2 separate regions of the Homo sapiens genome follow, and region 1 is linked to region 2. A link is a loop called in an ENCODE intact Hi-C map of the cell type or tissue named here. Cell type or tissue: A673. All regions are shown on one strand. Links, peaks and the distances in the headings refer to the core of each region. The heading gives the core; the rest is flanking DNA. Region 1 overlaps LOC105373643 (a long non-coding RNA gene). Region 2 overlaps LOC105373640 (a long non-coding RNA gene).

Region 1 (12,249 bases), core at 4,138-6,637, 420 kb before region 2:
GTTCTCTCAGTGCAGCAATATGAACTAGGGTTGAAACAGGTGAAGCTACATGGAATTACATAGTTATAATTCCACTTAGATTCAATAAGAATGATTTGGGGACACTGATCAGCCAGGAATCTGTACAAAAATGATTTAGGAAAACAGGGGATGGGGAAAAAAGGTAATGTTACCTAATTGGCATACTTCTTTCTTATGGAAATAAGTAAATTTATGTGTGTGTATAACATATATACATAATTTATTTATAACTCAAATGTGTTATGCATCTTTTAACTAAAATACTTTTTTAATGATCACACAGACAACTTTTTATTGCTCAATGAATATGTTTCTTTCTTTTTTTTTTTTTGAGACAGGGTCTCACTGTGTCGTCCAGGCTGGAGTACAGTGCCTCAGAGCTCACTGCAGCCCAGATTCAATCAATTCTCTTATTTCAGCCTCCCCAGTAGTTGGTACTACAGGCATGCATCAACATCCCTGGCTGATTTTTATATATTTTTGTAGAGATGGGGTTCTGCCATATTTCCCGGGCTGGTCTTGAACCCCTGGGCTCAAGAGATCCTCCTGCCTCAGCCTCCCAAATTGCTTGGATTATAGGTGTTAGCCTCGCATCTGACCTTTATTCGGATGTTTCTTTTTCTTGACGATTTTAACCTAATTTCTAAAAAATTGTAATCCTATTACATGTCAAAATATTGTTTTTCTTTATGAATCCTGTCTTCAATGAACAGGGAAATGTATATCTAAAAATAAGTGTGCTCCTGCCTGGCATTAAATGCTACTGAGCCCTAAAGAGAATTGCCTGTCCCTCTCCTCTTAGCTTTGAGCGTCATTAATAACCTTTCAACACACCATTTCTGATTGCATACCACCTTTTACCTTCTAATCTTAAACACACAGTAAACATTCATCTTCTACAATGGCTTGGTGAAAGCAAGCATTATTATCCACAGCATTATAAATCAGCAAATTGATCTGGAATGACTACCCAAGGGAACACACAGAGAGGGGCAGAGCACAGAACCAATCTCTATTACCAACAACTAGCCAGGGTAAGAACTACCAACCACATTGTTATATTGAATCATGCTTCATTTCCATTTGTTACCGTAAAATTCAGGGAAGCACCTTCAATTCTTTTTGTAGACGCTTCCTTCTTTCCAACTCTTTTTGCCAGGCAAAGTTATAAGAACTGGGTTCATGTCACTAAAATACATATATGTAAACTGATGTGACCTATAACTACCACCTGGGCTTTGTAACCATTCATGCTCTTTTTGTTCCAGCATACCTAATTCCACATCCAATATTCTTCTGGTAATAGTTCCATCTTCTAATCAATGACCACAACAGTTTACCCAGGTATCACTGTGAACAGTGCAAGGAGTACATAAAGTTGAATTTGGGGCTGATATTCTTTTGGGCTTATAAGTTATGTAAGAAATTTTGGACTTGACCCTAAGAGCAGGAGAAAACACATTGAAGTATCCCACACAGAACATCTGCAATGTGAAATTTAACTTTCAAAAATATCACTATCTCTATGTGGAAAGTTGGTGACATGGATGTGTAGAGATCACTATATATATATATTTTTTCTTTTTTCTTTTTTTCCCCCCGAGATGGAGAGTATTGTTCTGTCACCCAGGCTGGAGTGCAGTGGTGCAATCTCGGCTCACTGCAACCACCACCTCCTGGGTTCAAGCAATTCTCTTGCCTCAGCCTCCTGAGTAGCTGGAGTTACAGGTCCACACCACCGTGCCTAGCTAATTTTTGTATTTTTAGTAGAGATGGGGTTTCACTGTGTTGGCCAGGCTGGTCTTGAATTCCTGACCTCCTGTTCCTCCCACCTCAGCCTCCCAAAGTGCTGCAATTACATGCGTGAGCCACCGTGCCTGGTGAGACCAGTTATATTTTAGACAACCCTTTTGATAACTTAAATATTTACTTAACATGGGTCATAAGAGAGGGTAATATAAAAGAGAACCCCAGGCTTCTGAAAAACAAAACAGAACAGCTGTGCATGCTTTGACACTATGATTTTAAACCAACAAACCAACTCTCCACAAACTAAGTATATGGTATGCTAACTACATAGAAAAGATATGGGCCTTTGTATGCCTCCCTCAACCAGTTCCCTTTCAATTTCTTAATTTGAGCCTTTACTCAGGAGGTTTTTATACAGTGGACAGAATATCATCTTGTCATATTTTTTTCTCCACCAAGAAATCAAAGTGCAAAGGGAAATTTGACAAATTAGAACTAATGATATACAAAGAGAGGGTAATGTTCATGTTGATGCCTCTAATACAAATGTGGGACACTAAGTTAAATGATGGCAACTTAAGGTTATTTGTGATACTACATGGACTCAGAATATATTCACTTGTGATTTTTGGTAAAAAATAAGAATGCCATAGAATTACATTTAATGTATTCTACGTACTAGCCTATAAATTCCCTCTCTTATTGTGACTTCTTAATATAGCTGTGATATTTTTAGAGACTCAGTCATGATTTTCAGCCAGAAACTGAAAAGGTTCTTCCCATGATTTTCCAAACACAAAGTAGATAAACCTTTGTAAAAAAAAAACTAATCCATTGGATGTATATAAAAACTATGTCATCCTAGTAAATTACATAAGTTTAATTTAATTTTTTGCTTCTTATTCATCTTTTCAGCACCCTAGTGAACAACTCAACATTATTTTCAGCTTTCAATATGTTCAGGTTGCTGTAAAATTACCCAGTGCTTGCTATAAAATTCTACAAGATGACATCCCCTGGAGGCCTCATATTACAGATTTAAGGAATCATGTAATTTTCCTTAATCAAAATTAGCCCTTCCCTTATTTCATTTGCTCAAAGCTTCTTTCTCTCATTTCACAATATGTGACAATTAGAAAAGAACTAAATCTCAGGATTTGAAAAAATTGTAATGCATTTTAAAACTCTATTCTCAGTGATTCCTTTATGAGTACATCTACTGCTAGGAATTGAAACTATAAGAGAAAGAAGATAGTGAAGATATCGTGGGGAGGATAGTTTTTGCTTTAAAGTTGATAACTGGATACAGTGTGTGTGTGTGTGTGTGTGTGTGTGTGTGTGTGTTGTTTTTGCTTTGTGATTGTTATACGAATTGGCATGGTTCAGCTATTGCTATATTATTAAGAAATTAAATAAGCCACATTCTGGACAGAGAGAATAAGTGGAATGAGTGTCTCTAAAAGATCATCAATAAAGCCGTACCAATTATTCAGTAAGCAAATATAATCTTGGAACAGAAATCAACCTTATTTTTGATCAAGAAATGAAGTCTTGTACAGTACATGTGGGTTTGCATCCCAGATATTAAAAAAGAAGGAATTGCTGTGAGATGCCTGAAAAATATAACTAGCCCATTGCAGCTATCTCCCTTTCCTGAATATCCATAGAATATTAATAGCTTGCAAACTCTAGTTATAACCCATTTGTTGTGCCTTATCAGCAAGGTTGTTATTAACTTCTTAAATTCACTTCACTTCCTTCTTAATATTTTGCAAAGCATTTATATTTATGCCTTCCCTCTTTTCAATATGCCGAATGAACAAGTATTTTTTTCATAGTAGAGAGTATTATAAGCACAGTGGTATCCATAAGGGGCAGGTATAATATGACAGCAGTGTTCCAACCAGGAAAGCCCTCAAGTGAAAATAAAATGTAGGCCTTCAGCCGTAAGTGCTGTGGGTGTGCATTCCCTGCTTCTGAGGATATTCTGCTCCCCAAGCAAAGATTGGAATTTCTGAGTTTGTTTTCTAAGAGTATCTTGCAGGGGCTTTTGTGTTCCACCTGGATTTGGAGGCTGTCATAAGTCTCCCTGAAGCTCTCTCCTTTGATTGGCTGAGAAGGACCCCTTGGCTGAGCTCGAGTTACCCAGTCAATTATTTTCTGGGAGTTGTGATCTAGGAACTGGGTTGAGTTTGCTTTCAATTTGCTCAATTCAGAAAAAACACAATACTTACTGATTTCACTGTTACCTCCTACGTTGTTCTTTTCTGAAAGAGCTGGAGACTAAGCTCTAAAACAATCAAAAAGCAGTGAATTTTTATACTTCTCCTTGGTGTAGGAAACTGTCTGTGAAGCTTTCTGTTGCATAGTTTGTTGATATTGTTTATTACGTAAAGAGTAAAGTATAATTTCTGGAACACTGGCCAGGAAGGAAAAAAGAATCATTTCAGAACTGTCAGGATCTGCTGTACTGAACTTCTCTCACTGCTCTACCTTAAACGTGCCATTATCCCTTCTCACTTCCAGGGCTTGGCAATGCTGTTCCCTCCACTCTCTGCCTGCCCTCTTTCCTAGACACCTTCTGATCATTATTAATGCTCATAAGCACTTCTTTACTGCTTTGAATACCATTTGTATTAGTTTCCTAGGGCTCTCATAACAAAGAACCACAAACCTTGTAGCATAAAGCAACAGAAACTTACCCTCTTACAGTTCTGGAGGCCAGCCAAAATCAAGGTGTCAGCAGTGCCACACTCCCTACAGAGACTCAGGAGGAAAATCTGTTCCTTACCTCTTCCATATCATTCTGCCCCTGGCCCCTCTCAAATCTCATGTCCACACATTTCAAAACCAATCATGCCTTCCCAATGGTCCCCCAAAGTCTTAACTCATTACAGTATTAATTCAAAAGTCCACAGTCCAAAGTCTCATCCAAGACAAGGCAAGTCTCTTCTGCCTATAAGCCTGTAAAATCAAAAGCAAGTTAGTTACTTCCTAGATACAAAGGGGGTACAGGCATTGGGTAAATACAGCTGGTTTAAATTGGAGAAAATGGCCAAAACAATGGGACTACAGACTCCATGCAAGTCAGAAATCCAGTGGGACTGTCAAATCTTAAGGCTCCAAAATGATATCCCTTGACTCCAGGTCTCACATCCAGGTCACGCTCATGCAAGATATGGGTTCCCATGGTCTTGGGCAGGTCTGCCCCTGTGGCTGTGCAGGGTACAGCCTCCCTCCTGGCTGCATTCCAGGCAGACATTGAGCATCTGCTGCTTTTCCAGACACATAGTGCAATCTGTCAGTGGATCTACCCTCTGGGGTCTAGAGGACAGTGTCCCTCTTCTCACAACTCCACTAGGTGGTGCCCCAGTACAGACTTTGTGTGGGGGCTCCAACCCCACATTTTCCTTTCATATGGCCCTAGCAGAGGTTTTTCATGAGGGACCCACCCCTGCAGCAAACTTTGCCTGGGCATCCAGACATTTCCATACATCCTCTGAAATCTGGTTGGAGGTTCCCAAACCTCAATTCTTGACTTCTGTATACCTGCAGGCTCAACACCACATGGGAGCTGCCAAGGCTTGGGGCTTGCACCTTCTGAAGCCATGGCTCAAGCTGTACCTTGGCCAATTTTAGCCATAGCTGGAGTTGCTGGGATGCAGGGCACCGAGCCCTTAGGCTGCACACACACAGCACGGGGACCCTGGACCTGGCCCACAAAACCATTTTTTCCCTCTAGGCCTCCAGGCCTGTGATGGGAGGGGCTGCTGTGAAGGCTTCTGACATGCCCTAGAGATATTTCCTCTATTGTCTTGGGGATTTACTTTTGGCTTCTCATTACTTATGCAAATTTCTGCAGTCGACTTGAATTTCTCCTCAGAAAATGGAATTTTCTTTTCTATCGCATTGTCAGGCTGCAAATTTTCTAAACTCTTATGCTTTCCTTCCTCAATAACTGAATGCTTCTAACAGCAAACAGGTCACATCTTGAATGTTTTGCTGCTTAGAAATTTCTTCTGTTGGATACTCTAAATCATCTCTCTCAGTTTCAAAGTTCCACAGATCTCTAAGGCAGGGGCAAAATGCCACCAGTCTCTTTGCTAAAACATAACAACAGTCATCTTTATTCCATTTCCCAAAAAGTTCCTCATTTCTGTCTGATACCACCTCACTCTGGATTTCATTGTCTGTATCATTATTAGCATTTTGGTCAAAGCCATTCAACAAGTCTCTAGGGAGCTCCAAACTTTTGCACATTTTCCTGTCTTCTTCTGAGCCCTCCAAACTCTTCCAAATTCTGCCTTTACCCAGTTCCTAAGTCACTTTCACATTTTGGGGTATCTTTTCAGCAACACCCCACTCTACTGGTACCAATTTATTAGTCCACTTTCATGCTACTGATTAATACATACCCATGACTGGGTAGTATACAAAAGGAAGAGAGGTTTAATGGACTTACTGTTCCACATGGCTGGGGAGGCCTTGCAACCATGGCGGAAGGCAAGGAGGAGCAAGTCACATCTTACATGGATGACAGCAGGCAAAGAGAGAGATTGTGCAGGGAAACTCCCATTTTTAAAACCATCAGATCTCATGAAACTTATTCATTGTCATGAGAGCAACATAAGAAAGACCTGCCCCCATGATTCAATTACCTCCCACCAGGTCTCTCCCACAACACATGGGAATTCAAGATGAGATTTGGTTGAGGACACGGCTAAACCATATCAATTACTGAGTATGTAACCTCTCAATCTTATGATATATATTTGATATTCTCTTATATTCAATTTCCATTGACTGTACACTTTCAGACTAATAGATTCACTATAGCATAATCAGCTTGGTGCTTTTAAATAGAAAAGTAATTCATATTAAAAATGATAGATTTTTAAAGCGTCTAATTATTTTAGTATCATCAAGTACCTTTTTGTTAACCAGATTTTATTATTATGTATATTTAATCTATAAGATGTAAAAGAAGAGAATAGACAATATTCAATAGAACAAAATACAGATGAGTATCAGTAGTGACATCTGTTTGAAAAAAATGGACATTTAATTTAAGTCATTTAGTTCCATGATCCGGAAATAGCATCCATATTTCCTGGACATACCAATGTAAGATGAATGAAAGGATTAGGCAGCAGGCAGTCTTAGAACATATCCACATTCTATGCCCCACTTCTTGAAGACATACTCAAGTAATTAAAAAATCCAGGAGAATATAAACCCAATTTCCCCAATGAAAACAATAACTGTTTGAAAAGTGGGGATTGTAATAGCATGCATGTATAATATGATTTGTAACAAATAGTGGTAAGAAGTCTCATACTATAGAGAAAATGGGCATTAAGAAAAATCCAAATGGAAATACAAGAACCTGCTACTAGATAAGAGATTTACACCAACAAAGCACATTTTTCTTTAAAAATTCTCATGTGTTAAGGGACATTTTCCACAATGTGACTATCCAAAACCTGCCTAGATAAAATGCATTTTTAATAGTTCTGCCTAGATGATGACACATTCACAAAGTGAAATGTTAATTATTTATCAAAGTGTTTGGTCCACTTGACACAAGCTAAGAAAATTGTAAAAAGTACTTCCAATGTTTTCAAAAATCAAATGTAAGATCCAATTTTATATATATGTTTATGGTCTCTTGGTAAGGAAAGGACCATTTGAATGACTGAAGGTTTAGAGGCTACATAATGCACTTAACTTAAACTGAAAGCTGCTATGTTCCCATCTTTAAGGCAAGACAGTTACGTGAATGTGAGCAAGTTCTTTAATACTGTCATGCCACATGATAGAATGTTAAAACTGAAAAAGGAATCTAAACTTATCTTGCCAACTACCAACTTAATGTCCAGCCATCAACAGGGATTTGAAACTCCAGTGTCTCAATAGTTAACAAGTGACAGAAACGTATAAATGTGTATAATGGCTGTATGTAACAAATGATATGGCTATTGGCTAATTCAAGTCTATATGTTTTGCCTAATATTATTCAATATGACATTGTCATATGCATTGTTGGCCAAATCCTTGCACTGCTCTGTAACATTTTGTTTGGTGGTTGTACAGCCTCTGTGCTACATACAAAAATACAAAATACTAGGATTCTGTTTGCCATTGAATATTTTACAATTGTTTTAATGAATACGTGAAACAGAAAAAGAAAGCTATCTACCAAAGTAGCTGAAATCCTTTAATAAAACACATGTGTCAGGCTAAGCGTCTTCTTAGTGTACTTCTAGATCTACATTTCCCATTTCTAGAGCATTGCTACCACACCCCCAAATGTGGTCCCTGGACCAGGCAGCAGCATCATCACTGGGAACTTGTTAGAAATGAGAAACCTGAAAAACCTGCCACCATAGACCACCTGATTCAGAAAGTGCATTTTAACAAGATATTCAGGTAATTTTTATGAATCTTTAAAATTTGAGAAGCCTTATACTAAAAGATGTGATATAAAAATTGGATTTGACCAGGCATGGTGGCTCATGACTGTAATACCAGCATTTTGTGAGGCCCAAGTTGTGCAGATCACCTGAGGTCAGCAGTTCGAGACCAGCCTGGCCAATATGGCAAAACCCTATCTCCACTAAAAATACACAAATTAGCCGGGCGTGGTGGCAGGAGCCTGTAATACAAGCTACTTGGGAGGCTGAGGCATGAGAATTGCTTGAACCTGGGAGGAAAAAGTTGCAGTGAGACAAGATTGTGCAACTGCTCTCCAGCCTGGGCAACAGACTGAGACTCTGCATCAAAAAAAAAAAAAAAGAAAAAGAAAAAAAGAAATTAGAGTTAACCTACTGAGAAATAAATTATCTTTTCATATTTGTATAAAGAATTGAGAAGAATGTACATTCTGTTGATTTGGGGTGGAGAGTTCTGTAGATGTCTATTAGCTCTGCTTGGTCGAGAGCTGAGTTCAAGTCTTGAATATCCTTGTTAATTTTCTATCTTGTTGATCTGTCTGATATTGACAGAGGGGTGTTAAAGTTTCCCACTATTATTGTGTGGGAGTGTAAATCTCTTTGTAGGTCTCTAAGAACTTGCTTTGTGTATCTGGGTGCTCCTGTATTGGGTGCATATATGTTTAGGATAGTTAGCTCTTCTTGTTGCATTGATCCCTTTGCCATTATGTAATGCCCTCTTTGTCATTTGATCTTTGGTGGTTTAAAGTCTGTTTTATCAGAGACTAGGATTGCAACCCTTGCTTTTTTTTTGCTTTTCATTTGCTTGGTAAATATTCCTACATCCCTTTATTTTGAGCCTATGTGTGTCTTTGCACGTGAGATGGGTCTCCTGAATACAGCACACTGATGGGTCTTGACTCTTTATCAAATTTGCCAGTCTGTGCCTTTTAATTGGGGCATTTAGCCCGTATACATTTGGGGTTAATATTGTTATGTGTGAATTTGATCCTGTCTTTATGATGCTAGCTGGTTATTTGGCCCATTAGTTGATGCAGTTTCTTCATAGTGATGATGGCACCATATAGCACTTATTCTAAAATCAACCACATAATTGGAAGAAGAACACTCCTCAGCAAATGCAAAAGAACAGAAATCATAACAAACAGTCTCTCAGACCATAGTGCAATCAAATTAGAACTCAGGATTAAGAAACTCACTCAGAACTGCACAACTAAATGGAAACTGAAGAACCTGCTCCTGAATGACTACTGGGTAAATAACAAAATTAAGGCAGAAAAAAATAAGTTCTCTGAAACCAATAAGAACAAAGACACAACATACGAGAATCTCTGGGACACAGCTAAAGAAGTATTAAGAGGGAAATTTGTAGCACTAAGTGTCCACAGGAGAAAGCGGGAAAGCTCTAAAGTCGACACCCTAACATCACAATTAAAAGAACTAGAGAAGCAAGAGCAAACAAACTCAAAAGCTAGCAGAAGACAATAAATAAGTAAGATCAGAGCAGAACTGAAGGAGATAGAGACACACACACAAAAAAACCCTTCAAACAGTCAATGAATTCAGGAGCTGGTTTTTTGAAAAGATTAACAAAATAGACCACTAGCCAGACTAATAAAGAAGAAAAGAGAGAAGAATCAAATAAACACAATGAAAAATGATAAAGGGGAGATTACCACTGATCCCACAGAAATACAAACTATCATCAGAGAATACTATAGACATCTCTATGCAAATAAACGAGAAAATCTAGAAGAAATGGATAAATTCCTGGATACATACACCCTCCCAAGACTAAACCATGAAGAAGTCAAATCCCTGAATAGACCAATAACAAGTTCTGAAACTGAGGTCGTAATTAATTGCCTAGCAATCAAAAAAAGTCCAGGGCCAGACACAGTCACAGCTGAATTCTCCCAGAATTACAAATTGGAGCTGAAACCATTCCTTCTGAAAGTATTACAAACAATAGAAAAAGAGGGACTCCTTCCTAACTCATTTTTTGACTCCAGCATCACCCTAATCCCAAAACCTGGCAGAGACACAGCAAAAAAAGGAAATTTTAGGCCAATATCCCTGATGAACATCAGTGTAAAAATCCTCAATAAAATACTGGCAAACCAAATCCAGCAGCACAATAAAAAGCTTATCCACCATGATCAAGTCGGTTTTATCCCTGGGATGCAAGGCTGGTTCAACATGTGCAAATCAATAAATATAATCCATCACATAAACAGAAACAATGACAAAAACCACATGATTATCTCAACAGATGCAGAAAAGGCCTTTGATAAAATTCAACACCCCTTCATGCTAAAAACACTCAATAAACTAGGTATTGCTGGAATGTATCTCAAAATAACAAGAGCCATTTATGACAAACCCACAGCCAATATCATATTGAATGGGAAAAAGCTGGAAGTATTCCCTTTGAAAACTGGCACAAAACAAGGATGTCCTCTCTCACCACTCCTATTCAACATATTATTGGAAGTTCTGGCCAGGGCATTCAGGCAAGAGAAAGAAATAAAGCATATTCAAATCGGATGAGAGACAGTCAAATTATCTCTGTTTGCAGATGACATGATCCTATGTCTAGAAAACCCCATCATCTCAGCCCCAAAACTCCTTAAGCTGATAAGCAACTTCAACAAAGTCTTAGGATACAAAATCTATGTGCAAAAATCACAAACATTCCTATACACCAATAATAGACAAACAGAAAACCAAATCATGAGTGGAATCCCATTCACAATTGCTACAAAAAGAATAAAATACCTAGGAATACAACTTACAAGGGAGGTGAAAGACCTCTTCAAGGGGAACTACAAACCCCTGTTCGAGGAAATAAGATAGGATACAAACAAATGGAAAAACATTCCATTCTCATAGATGGGAAGAATCAATATCATGAAAATGGATATACTGCCCAAAGTAATTTATAGATTCAGTGCTATTTCCATCAAGCTACCATTGACTTTCTTTACATAATTAGAAAAAACTACTTTAAACTTCATATGGAACCAAAAAAGAGCCCATATAGCCAAGACAATCCTAAGCAAAAATAACAAAGCTGGAGGCATGACACTACCTGACTTCAAACTATACTACAATGCTACAGTAACCAAAACAGCATGGTACTGGTACCGAAACAGATATATAGACCATTGGAACAGAACAGAGGCCTCAGAAATAATCACACACATCTACAACCATCTGATCTTTGACAAACCTGACAAAAACAAGCAATGGGGAAAGGATTCCCTATTTAGTAAACGGTGTCGGGAAAACTGGCTAGCCATATGCAGAAAACTGAAACTGGACCCCTTCCTTACACCTTATAAAAAATTAGCTCAAGATGGATTAAAGATTTAAACATAAGCCCTAAAATCATAGAAACCCTAGAAGAAAACCTAGGCAATACCATTCAGGACATAGGCATGGGCAAAGACTTAATGACTAAAACACCAAAAGCAGTGGTAACGAAAACCAAAATTGACAAATGGGATCTAATTAAACTAAAGAGCTTTTGCACAGCAAAAGAAACTATCATCAGAATGAACAGGCAACCTACAGAATGGGAGAAAATGCTTGAAATCTATCCATCTGACAAAGGGCTATTATCCAGAATCTACAAAGAACTTAAACAAATTTACAAGAACAAAACAAACAACCCTATCAAAAAGTGGGCAAAGGATATGAACAGACACTTTTCAAAAGAAGACATTTATACAACCATCAAACATATGAAAAAAAACTCATCATCACTGATCATTAAAGAAGTGCAATCAAAACCACAATGAGATAGCATCTCATGCCAGTTAGAATGATGATCATTAAAAAGTCAGGAAACAACAGTTGCTGGAGAGGATGTGGATAAATAGGAATGCTTTTACACTGTTGGTGGGAGTGTAAATTAATTCAACCATTTTGGAAGACAGTGTGGTGATTCTCAAGGATCTAGAACTAGAAATACCATTTGATCCAGTAATCGCATTACTGGGTATATACCCAAAGGATTATAAAT
Region 2 (12,249 bases), core at 4,971-7,470:
AGGGTTAATGGTTATGTATAGACTACAAGCTCCACCCATCGCATGCATCATCTTATTTAATCTAAAAGGTGATACAAATAGGTGGGTATTGTCACAGATATGATAACTAAACTTCATTCTCACAGATATTTTCTTCACAAACTCTTGCTGGAAATCATGAGGACATATGAAGATACTGTGCTACCTAAACTTCTCTGAACTCCTAGCACAAGGTTGAGAATTAAATGGAATAATGTCTGTAAAGCATTCATACATTTACTCATCTTTATTTTCTTAAATCTATAGCTGTTCATGAAAATACTTTTGATATTTTTCCTTTGATGTGTATTTTTGATATGAGTTAGGTAGCATTATAACACTTTTAAATTTGGGGTCTATTATTGAAGATATACGCAAAGAGTGCTAAACTTTCAGAAGCTATGGTGAGCAAAAAAATAAAATGTACAAAATGCAAAATAAAATGAGATATGTCATGAGGGAATAGCACAGATATGAATATCTCTTATAAAGGATAATCTCTGCAGCATTAAGCATCTTAGTTTTTACTTTTAGAAATTCGTGATTTGGTACAAATCGTATGAATGACTGTGTGTCTTGGATTAAGGACTGAACTGTTGCATGCATGCACTAGTGACTTACAATTATTTAATATAAATACAGATTATCCTTCCTATATAAAGGTCCTAACAACCCACCACCCCTACACTTGCATCTAGGATTGTTTCAGCAGAGGGAAGGTAGATTTGCCTGCTTTTTCTGTGTTCTTTTGTGTGCTGCTGATTGCCTATAGCAGGACTAAGTGAGCTGGTTGCTAGTGTTTAATTGTGTGCCCTCTGGCTATAGAACACAGTTTACCTAAGTCGTCAATACAGGAATCAAACGTACAAATTAGTCCTTGCTTAGAAGTGAGGTTGACATAATTAAAATAAGCAACCAGCATTATCAAAGAACCCTATGAAAAGCATGTTAGCATTTTAAAATCCAACAACTTTATTAAATATCTAGAGGCTACCTTGCTGTTCATTGTTGGTAATTAAACAGACACCAACATTAGGGGAGATTTTAGCTAATGTCAGAGGCATTCCTCTCATTAAAGTCTGCATAATCACTACATCATGATTGCCCCAAAAAGTAACATTCAAGATTGCTGAAGAGACAAAATATCTATTTCCACCTTGCCTAATTATCTGTGGTGTGAATACATCTGATTTCACAGTTTGGGGAGTGGAATCTCCATAATGATTATCTGCAGCAAATTTGTTTTTATATATTAAGGAAGAGTTTCTCAAACCTATGAAAAATTGTTTGTTAGTAATTCAAAGTGTTGAGAATTCATGTATACAAAGTTTGCATGTAAGTCCTAAGTATATTTTATTGCTTTATCACAGCTAGAGGCTACTCAAATTTTTACCTTTCATTTCCATTAATATTCCTCCGTTTTTGATTTGCATTGCTCTAATGATCAGTAATGTTCAGGTTTTTTTTCATGTGTTTGCTGGCCATGTAAATGTCTTCTTTTGAGAAGTGTCTATTCATATATTTTGCCTACTTTTTGAAGGGGCTGTTTTTTTTTTCTTATAAATTTGTTTAAGTTCCTTGTAAATTCTGGATATTAGACCTTCGTCAGATGGGTAGATTGCAAAAATTATCTCCCATTCTGTAGGTTGCCTGTTCACTCCGATGATAGTTTCTTTTGCTGCGTAGAAGCTCTTTAGTTTAATTAGATCCCATTTGTCAATTTTGGCTTTTTTGCAATTGCTTTTGGTATTTTCATCATGAAGTCTTTGCCCATCCCTATATCCTGAATGGTATTGCCTAGGATTTTTTCTAGGGTTTTATGGTTTTGAGTTTTACATGTAAGTCTTTAATTCATCTTGAGTTGGTTTTTGTATAAGGTGTAAGAAAGGGGTCCAGTTTCAGTTTTCTGCATATGGCTAGCCAGTTTTCCCAGCACCGTTTATTTCACCATTTCACCTTTCACCATTGCTTGTTTTGTTCAGGTTTGTTGAAGATCAGATGACTGTAGATTTTTGGTGTTATTTCTAAGGCCTCTGTTCTGTTCCATTGGTCTTTATGTCTGTTTTGGTACCAGTATCATGCTGTTTTTTTTATTGGAGCCTTGTAGTGTAGTTTGAAGTCAGGTAGCATAACGCCTGCAGCTTTGTTCTTTTTGCTTAGGATTGTCTTGGCTATGCGGGGTCTTCTTTGATTCTACATAAAATTTGAATTAGTTTTTTCTAATTCTGTGGAAAATGTCAATGCTAATTTGATGGGAATTGCATTGAATCCATAAACTACTTTGGGCAGTATGGCCATTTTCATGATATTGATTCTTACTATACATGAAGATGGAATGTTTTTCCATTTGTTTGTGTCCTATTTCCTTGAGCAGTGGTTTGTAGTTCTCCTTGAAAAGGTCCTTCACATCACTTGTTAGCTGTATTCCTAGGTATTTTATTCTGTTTGTCGTAATTGTGAATGGGAGTTCATTCATGGTTTGGCTCTCTGATTGTTTATTGGTAAGCTAAAGGAATGCTTGTGATTTTGCAGATTGATTTTATATCCTGAGACTTCGCTGAAGTTGCTTACCAGTTCAGGTGGTTTTGGGGCTGAGATGATGGGGTTTTCTAAATATAAAATTATGTCATCTACAAACAGACAATTTGACTTCCTTTCTTCCTATTTGAATACCCTATATTTCTTTCTCTTGCCTGATTGCCCTAGCCAGAACATCCAATACTATGTTAAATAGGAGTGATGAGAGAAGGCATCCTTGTCTTCTACCAGTTTTTGAAGGGAATGCTTCCAGTTTTTGCCCATTCAATATGATATTGGCTGTGGGTTTGTCATATATAGCTCTTATTATTTTGAGATATGTTCCATCAATACCTAGTTTATTGAGAGTTTTTAACATGAAGGATGTTGAATTTTATCAAAGGCCTTTTCTCCATCTATTGAGATAATCATGTGGTTTTTGTCTTTGGTTCTGTTTATGTTATGGATTATGTTTATTGATTTGTGTATTTTGAACGAGCTATGCATCCCAGGGATGAAGGCAATTTGATCATGATGGATACGTTTTTTGATGTGCTGCTGGATTCAGTTTGCCAGTATTTTTTTATTTTTGATGTTCATCAGGGATATTGGCCTCAAGTTTTCTTTTTTTATTGTGTCTCTTCCTGGTTTGGGTATCAGGATGATGCTGGTTTCATAAAATGAGCTAGGGAGGAGTCTGTCCTTTTCAATCATTTGAAATGGTTTCAGAAGGAATGGTACCAGCTCCTCTTTGTACCTCTGGTATAATTCAACTGTGAGTCCCTCTGGTCTTGGGCTTTTTTTGTTGGTAGGTTATTAATTACTGACTCAATTTCAGAACGTGTTATTGGTCTATTCAAGGATTTGACTTCTTCCTGGTTTAGTCTTGGGAGGGTGTATGTGTTCAGGTATTTATCCACTTCTTCTAGATTTTCTAGCTTATTTGCATAGAGGTGTTTATAGTATTTTCTAATGGTAGTTTGTATTTCTGTGGGGTCAGTGGTGATATTCCCTTTATCAGTTTATATTTTGTCTATTTGATTCTTCTCACTTTTCTTCTTTATTAGTCCAGCCAGCAGGCTATCTATTTTGTTAATTTTTTCAAAAAAATCACCTTCTGGATCCATTAATTTTTTTTTTTGGAGGCTTTTTCGTGTCTCTGTCTCCTTCAGTTCTTCTTTGATCCTAGTTATTTCTTGTCTTCTGCTAGCTTTGGATTAGTTTGTTCTTGCCTCTCTAGCTCTTTAATTGTGATGTTAAGGTGTTTATTTGAGATCTTTCTAGCTTTCTAATTTGGAGATATGGCTCAAGGAGCTTGGAGGAAAGCGAAGATGGGTGCCTGCTGCTTCTTCTAGGATCTCTGATCTCGAGGGGCACCAATCTGATAACAGCAGGAATACTCCTGTATAGGTTGTCTGACAACCCCTGTTGGAGGGTCTCACTCAGTTGGGTGGCACGGGGAACAGGACCCGTTGTCCCATGGTGGAGGGGTTGTGCTTCGCTGGGGGGAAACCCACTCATCTGGGCTGCCAGGATTCCTCAGAACTACCAGGAGGAAAGGCTAAGTCTGCTGGTCTGCAGAGACTGCATCCACCCCTCCCCCGAGGTAGCTCAGGCCCAGGGAGGTCCCTGTTCTGTCCCTGAGCCTCTGGCTGGATTTATCGGAGTTCCTGCAGGGGAAGCCCTGCCCATTGAGGAAGGATGGGTCAGGGTCAGGCCTGAAGAGGCACTCTGGCCACAGTCTGCCACAGCTGGTGTGTTGGGCTGTGGAGGACATGTCTTAGGACCAAGCCATCCAGCCTTTCTGGCTCCAGAAGGGGAAAAGCACGGCCTAGAGCTATAGAGATGGATGCCGCCCTTCCCCCGCCCAGGGAGCTTAGCGTGTTGGGTAGTTGTGAGCCCCAGTGCTGGCTGCTGTCCCTTTCTCAAAGAGCTCAAATGGCTTAGACAGCAGCCAGCCACAGCTGCAACTGGTGTTGGTCGCCCCTCCCGGCTGGGAGCTCCATATGCTTAAGCAGATTCCAGCTGAGAGGCTGTTGAGACTCTGCACGGTTCCAGGGTTGGGACTCTAGGCCCTGGTGGCGTGGGCTCACAAGCAGGATCTTCTGATCCGTTGGTTGCACAGTTCCATGGAAGAAGCATGGTTTCCCCGGCTGGGTAGCATGCTCACTCACCACCTCCATTGGCTGGGGGTGGGGGTTCCCCTGCACCATGTGGCTTTCAGGTGGGAGGCTGCACCACACTGCTCTTCTTTCCTCTCCGTGGGTCACGCCAGCTGCCTAGTCAGTTCTGATGAGAGAACCTGGATACCTTGGTTGCTAGTGAAGAATTCACAGGCTAATTATGGTTCTTTTTGACGGGAGCCTCCAATTGCCGCTGTTTCTAATTGGCCATCTTTGCCCTGCCCTCCTTCAGTTTTCTTCATTGTAGAGGTCTTGCATGTAAAGTTTCTTAAGCTCAATTTCACTGCACAGGGCAAGCAGAATACATATTTCAGAAGCTTATAAATTTCCCAGAACAGCAAACAAGTTCAGCACACTCGGTGTGATATTTAGTTCTACATAACTTTGTGTTCTGTTAAGAAACATCGTGAAAGATAAGCAAGTCCGATTACAAAATGCAAATTCTTCTGGTAATCTAACAACTACATTTATTAAACCACAAATGTCTCACCATCAATCCATCATTTAGCAAAAATTTAACAAATCCCTACTGATATGGTTTGGTTCTGTGTCCTCACCCAAATTTCATGTAGTATTGTAATCCTCAATGTCAGAGGAGGGACTTCGCAGCAGGTGATTGGATCACGGGCGGCAGATTTCCCCTTTGCTGTTCTCGTGATAGTGAGTGAGATCCCATGAGATCTGGTCGTTTGAAAGTGTGTAGCACTTCCCTGTTCACTCTCTCTCACCTCCCACCATGTAAAGACGTACTTGCTTCCCCTTTGCACTTCTGCTATGATTGTAAGTTTCCTGAGGCTGCCCCAGCCAAGCTTCCTGTACAGCCTGTGGCACTGGGAGTCAATTAAACCTCTTTTCTTTATACATTACTCAGCTTCAGGTAGTTCTGGATAGCAGTGTGAGAACGAACTAATGCACCTCCCATATGTGCATCATGTTCCTGGGCATTACAGGAGATTCTACAATACTAAAACTGCTCCCCTTCTTCAAGGAACTTACAGTAGTATAAGATGTGAAAAATAATGTATTATAATATTTTCAGCATACTAAATAATAGGGTTTTTAATGTATTTGTGAGTATTTTATGCATTATCACACCATTTCTCCCTCCTCTCAAACTTGCCCTCCATACTTAGTATTTAGGTAACTTTAAAGACCTATGATTTTCACCTTATTTACAAAATGTAACAGCATGAAGTAGGGGAAAAATAAATTTATTTCTAGTCTTTGTATTTTTAAAAAAATTAGTACTTGGGAGAGTATAAAAGATGTATGCATAGGCAAGAGAATCCAAGAAAACATCAAAAGTAAGACCAGCCTTCACTGCTCTTAATCCTCATCCATACAGATTGGAATAGAATCCCCAGGACGGGAAAAGAATCCTGTCCCATACATTAAAAAAAAAAAAAAAACAGCAAAATAGTAAGAAATCCTGCGGGATCAGAGAGCAGGAAACCTGTGACTCACTTCCCAGAAGAAGACACAGGGAGGCGGTAGGACTCCTTCTAAGATAAAGACACTGAGAGAGGAAGAGCCACATGCTGCACATAGGCAAGCATCGTCTTAAACAACTTCACTTGGATTTCCTATACTTAATGGTTCAGGAACACAGAATGGTGGCCATATATCCAAGGATGACCTAAAGACCACAGAGAGAGCAATGAACCTGTGAAGGCCGTATTGAAAAGCACCTAAAGTGGATGAATGAGCAAGTGTCTTGGGGGAACAGTGAATATCTCAGTAGACTCAAGCTTTGACAAGAGCACTGAGTAATGACCCAACATCCACCAAAATTCTTCCTATGGCTTTGGCATCAAGTCCCTTGGAATTTGGACAATACTGTGGGAAAGGAGACAGCATAAATCCTCACTGGAATGCCTGTTGATCATTCCAGTAAGATGGAGGTGGTAAAAAGAGAAATTCACTAATTACAAGAGATAAAGATATTTGTACTTTTTCCATATCGGAAATTGCGAGTTGATAGTCATAGCCAGCACTTTTTGCATAAGCTCATTAGTGCATAACCAGATCCTACCTTCCAGATAGTAAGAGCCTTATCATCTCTTATTTATCAAAGGCCAACTGTGAGCTAACATTGTGTTAGGGCTCATTATTCTTCATGAGTAATCCAAGACAGTTTCACAAGGAAAAAAAAGCCAGAGCTGGTCGTTGAATAGCAAGTAATGTTTAGGAAATCTGCTTGTCAAGGAAGGGAAATTTATGAGCAAGAAACAAAAGAAGAAGGGAGGAATGAAGGAATGAAGGAAGAGAGGGAGGAAGGAAGGAAGGAAAGAAAGAGAAAGTGAAGTCAACATTACATGTCTCAGAGTAAGGAGAGGGGTCTGCTAAGAATGGAACATGTATGATGTTGAATAAAATGAAGTAATTTGAAAAGAAATAGTAAGGTCACATGAGCTTGAATGACATTCAATTTTGTGTGACCATACAAGATCAGAAATGAAAAGCTCAGCCCACGTCAGGAATCTCTTAAATATGGTAATTTCCAAAACTTATAAGCAGTCTTATATAAAGGGTTTTCTGAGACTAATTGGCATACCAGATCATTCTTCTTCTCCCTCTCCCAAGTGTCTGTGTGGCTGAAGGCACAGATAATAAACTGCAAAGCAAAACAGCCTAATAGGGAAGGAGGGAGACTTTGGAGAGGGGTCTTTCATCACCAGCCCTACAAGAGAATGGCATTTACATGAAATTGATTTTCAGTGGTGAAATTGTGCTTGTGATGTTCCATTGTAAATATTGACAGCATTAAAAGGAATGTCTAAAAGATGGGCACTAAACTGTCACCAGCAAAAGACTGACCAGTATTTATGCTAAATTCCTCAAATTGCATCCCTTTTTTACATAAGTAGTGATGCCTCATGAAACAAAGCAGATAATTCACTAGAGCTATGAAGTCAAATAAAATGAATGCACCTACATTCTCTGTCATGTAGAAAGATATCCACTGCCTCTCACCATGACACAGATTTTTTTTCACCCTTCTTTGAGGATTTTCAGATAGAAAAGCTTATATAGGTCCCACATTGAGCTCAGAGGATGAATAGACAAAATAAATCACCATAAAAATAAAAGAACCTTAGAAACATTAATAGATTCCTGGTATTGAGTTGAGAGTATTGGATGCTGATGATCCTTTGCCATGTAAGCTTAGAAACATGTTTATCTATTTAATGAGGAATTAAACTGGCAGCTTGGTAGTGACGGGAAACAAACAAAAAAAATCAGACTTTGCTGCTTCTCTATTAGTAGTGGTAAAACAGTGGCTAAAAGGCACAATCTGTGGATTTTCTCTCAGCTGAATTTCTGAAAGCTTTAAATTTCATCCTTTATCACTTTTTACCTTGACACCTAGCAGTTTCATTATGGACTACCGTTAGCCTGCGTGCTGTCTAATTCAATAAAATAAAGACTGCAGTCTTTGGAACTCCAATACATTTTTTAGAATTATATGCAATTATTTTGAAAGAAGAACCTGAAGAATTTTCCTGGAATTCATTTTAAGAATATTATTACTCACATAGTACATTTATTAAGTAATTTAGAGCAAAATATTTTATTGGATTACTAATTATATTATAGAACATTATATTATATTTCTGAACTTGTGCTAAAATATCCTTGGAGTGAATCATAATTTTAGGATTAATAGACTTACAAGTTTTGAAAAAATGAAAGGTTTTCTCTGAAATATTACAATTAGTGCTTTGCATTGCTACTGAACAATACTTTCTCAAGTTATTCTGAGAAATGTAATTCAGAGTGCTTTGTGCAGAATCTTATTATAACTTTGAATTTTGACAATGACATTTTACATCAAAAGACAAATTTGTTGAGCAACACCAACTACAGTAATTCTGAGACTATTCCAGACAGTTAAATACTTTCTGCAATGATCAATAACAAGCATATGCATAAAGGTATAGTTGCTGTCTCATGAGGTCTATAGATTTAAGAATCACAATTAGCCATTTCCTTGGGGTCAGCCAAGTAGTAAAGGTTCTTGTTTGCATTATTAATGCCAAAGTGATGGTGGAGCTTAGTAAAACATAATAATTGGCACACACACACACACAAAGAACCCTCTTCAAATTCCCTTAGAAAGCTTTTGAGCTATAAAAAAGTCATGTTTATTTCCTGGGTATCCATGAGTCTGTGGCTTCCTAACATGAAGATGGTAGATGAAATAAATGAAAAGTCAATCAATCAGGTAAGCTGCTGGCTTCAGTGACAGAGTTGGTAGGACCTAGCCAAGGTCACCTGGTGCAGAACTGAATTTTGAGCACAAACCTTTTAACTCCAAAATTGGGTCTATATTTTAAAATTCTCCTGAGTATCTCAGGAAAGGAAAAGGCCGTGCTTTGTTTGTTTGTCTGTTTGCTTGTTTCATTATTCATGTGTTTGTGTGTTTGCCATAGTTGCAGGCTGGGGAATGCAGAAACTTCCTGCTTCTTGGGAAAGGAGTTAAGAGCCCAGGTTGGGAGCTCAGGGTGGCCTCATAAAAAGAGCCAGAGTTGGAGCCTAAAGCCAAGGTTTAAGGCCTGGATGAAGGGTTGTTTTAAGAATCAATGAATGTAATGCCAGTGTGCAATAGGAAAAGTGCACTAGAAAGGTAATAGAGATATGCAGGTTTTAGTTACAAAATTTAGGTGTCTTTGGGCAAATAATTTAACCTCTAGATCCTGAAGCTATAAAATAGACTAAAATCACTATGTATCAAGTAAGACCTTTTGCATTTGTTATACCAAAGAAATTAATTTTTCTGTATTTTTTTCATCTGTTAAATACTTCATGTGCTTTGAATCAAGCTTAGTTTAATCCAGGTATTGTGCCTCATAAATATTAAGCTCTCAATAAACACTTGTTCAAAGAATGAAGTTATCCTTGAACAAATGAATAAATGAAAGATTTCATAACAGAGGATATCATTTTGTAATTAATAATGAAATCAACAGGAGTCGAATTGATTCCTTATGTTTACCACTGTTTCTTTGTGACTACATCTTATGAGTTTGTCTAAATATAAATACAATATAACCATTCTTCCTTAAATCCAATCAATACTGTTTTTCTCTTGCAATCTTACTTTGAACATCACTGTCTTCTGGGGATACAACCTGTTTGTCCCACTGGTAAAGGTCAGTGCCTTCCAGACACTGTTTGCTACTGAAAGACAGGAAATGCATCTTTGTAGCTATCCCTTAAACAATTAGCCATAAAGGAGCTTGTTTGGGTAGTAGGCAATCGATAGAATTGCTGAAGGGTTCATCTGATAGGATCTCTAAAATTACCAACCTGATAAGGCCAAAGTTTTGATATCCAAGTACCTTGGTCATTTTGGCTATTAAATCATACTGTCAAAAAATGATTCTAGTCCATTGCTGTGAAATTATCCTAAAAGTAACTGAACTGAGAAGACTCAACCCCGAAGTGTGGTGATAACAGAACTGTCTACTTGACCAAAGTGAGCATGCCTCCACCTATCTCATGCTTTAAGGCTCAGCTCCTGGAACCCACTGCTTAAACTCGACAAGTGTTCAGAAGAGAGAAACATCACTAACAGGCTATGAAAAATAATTCTCTGAGTTCAATGTCCTGTTTGAGTTCTTGGTAGGCTCCTAGGGAAACCAGGACAGAGCGGCAGCCGGGACACCAGGAAGCTAAGCAGCAATACTTGATGGGAACTCTGAGAGAAAGGTAGAGAAATTCTAAAGACAATCTTTTCCCATTTTGCATTTTTCTGGGGACTAGTTCAACTCTTTAAATTGGAATAGGAATTTTACTGCTGGACAGAAGTTGAGGATAATATCATGGGGGAGAGGGACAAGGTTTGCATACAATTGGTTGAGGCTTAAATTGTGGAGTAGGAGAAAGCAAAACATCTATTACCTATTTTATTTTGGTTTTGATACCTTTTTTAGATATAATCTTTAAGCCAATTCTAAATGAGTGCTAGGTGTGGAACATATCATAGATCATGGAGCACACGTGTGGAAGTGCCTGACAGTCTAAAAATCCAGAACCTGAAATAAAGCTGACTTTGTTTTTCCTGTAGAATGTCCTTAAGTGTTTCTGAGATCAAGAGTCATAAATGTAGTGTATGTGTGAAAGGTATGTGAAGAAAATTTTAGCGTTGGAGCTGGGTCAGCAGGCACTCAATTGAAACTCAACCATTCAGCATTTATGTTACTTACCAGTGACACATGCTTATGAGCTTAATGATATTATCTGGCTCCATCTAACACAATGGTGCTTTTAGCTAATATCTTTAAAAATTCATTTGGAAGCAAAAGAGGACTCTCTACTCCACTAGAGACAAAGCAATGCAGTAGTCTCCCCTCATCCTCAGTCTTGCTTTCCACTGTTTCAGTTATCCAAGATAAACTGCAGTGCAAAAATAGGTAAGTAAAACAAGATAAGACATTTCGGGAAAGAGAGAGGAAAAAGAGACCATATTCACACAACTTTTATTATACTATATTGTTCTAATTGATTATTGATTATTGTTATTAACTTCTTACTGTGTCTACCATAAATTAAACTTTATCATAAGTATGTACATATAGAAAAAAAACCACTATATACAGGATTGGGTGCTATCTGTGGTTCCAGGCATCCACCGGCGGTCTTGGAACATGTCCCCTATGGATTGGGAGGGGTTACTGTACTACATCCCCATCCTCAGCTGAGCTAGGAATGGAATGACATGCCTGAAGCAAAGCACCACCCTGGCCCAATGGTCTCAATGGCAAGCAGGGGTCATGCACCACCAGACGTTCTGTGTGACCACATCTGCAGGAGTACAAGTGCCCGAGGAGTTGTGGATGGAATGGGATGGGCCTGGGAAACACGGGCCTGGAGACCAGAAGGGTGAGGAAGAAAGGAGAAAAGAGAGTAGAGAAGAGAGAAAAGGTGGAAGGAAAAGAGTGGGAGAGTCAGGGAGGCAGGAGGAAGCGAGCTACTACTGTCCAGGAAGGGGGCAAAGCTACCAGAGGGCATCCCACCCCTACAATTGACACAGCTCTCTTATGTTCCTGGTGCCCTCTAATATATAAAAGCACTCTCTGCTAAACACAAATCATTTACTACTTGTCAACTCTTCCCTTGACTATTTTAAGGGCCTAATGAAATGAAACTTATGCGTGAAGAAAAGAGATTCATAATACGGTTATTTCAAGAATACAGAAAACAGCCACACACCCCTCAGTGCTGATGCAGCACTCTACCTTGCCAGTCTCTTTCTGGGTTATATTAAAACAAATACGGTTCCAGGATTCTCTCTACGAGCAACCTAGAATACATAAAGAAAAAAGATACGGTGTTGCCACACCCTAAAGGCCCCAGTAACCTCTACACACCATGGTCCTTCTCAAAGTTTACACTTATCTTACTTAACTATGTTTTCTCCTGAGAAACCTGGAATGTTACAGAGCTGGAAACGACATCAACTAATCTATATACTTTATTTTATACTAGAAGGAACTGAATCCCAAAGTCATTAAATGAGTGGTTTTAG

What was found. Peaks named below come from ENCODE experiments on the same cell type or tissue, not always from the same donor. Only the 100,000 strongest peaks of a DNase experiment are listed, where the experiment ranks them.
Region 1: a loop joins it to region 2, with 4 times the contacts of the local background. A loop is called at or near these places in 2 of 110 quality-filtered maps.

Annotation. Positions count from the first base shown.
Region 1 is chr2:139,346,919-139,359,167 of GRCh38, reverse strand. All of the region lies in intron 4 of LOC105373643 (a long non-coding RNA gene), which reads right to left. Among named protein-coding and RNA genes, the nearest start is that of NXPH2, 570 kb to the right of the region's middle. In A673, for the core only: a CTCF peak has its summit at 5,119 (motif pointing right); no DNase peak of the experiment used is centred there.
Region 2 is chr2:138,923,940-138,936,188 of GRCh38, reverse strand. The region is part of intron 2 of LOC105373640 (a long non-coding RNA gene); the gene reads right to left. Among named protein-coding and RNA genes, the nearest start is that of NXPH2, 150 kb to the right of the region's middle. In A673, for the core only: a CTCF peak has its summit at 6,187; DNase peaks (open chromatin) are centred at 6,868 and 7,258; H3K4me3 peaks cover 834 bases; H3K27ac peaks cover 1,247 bases.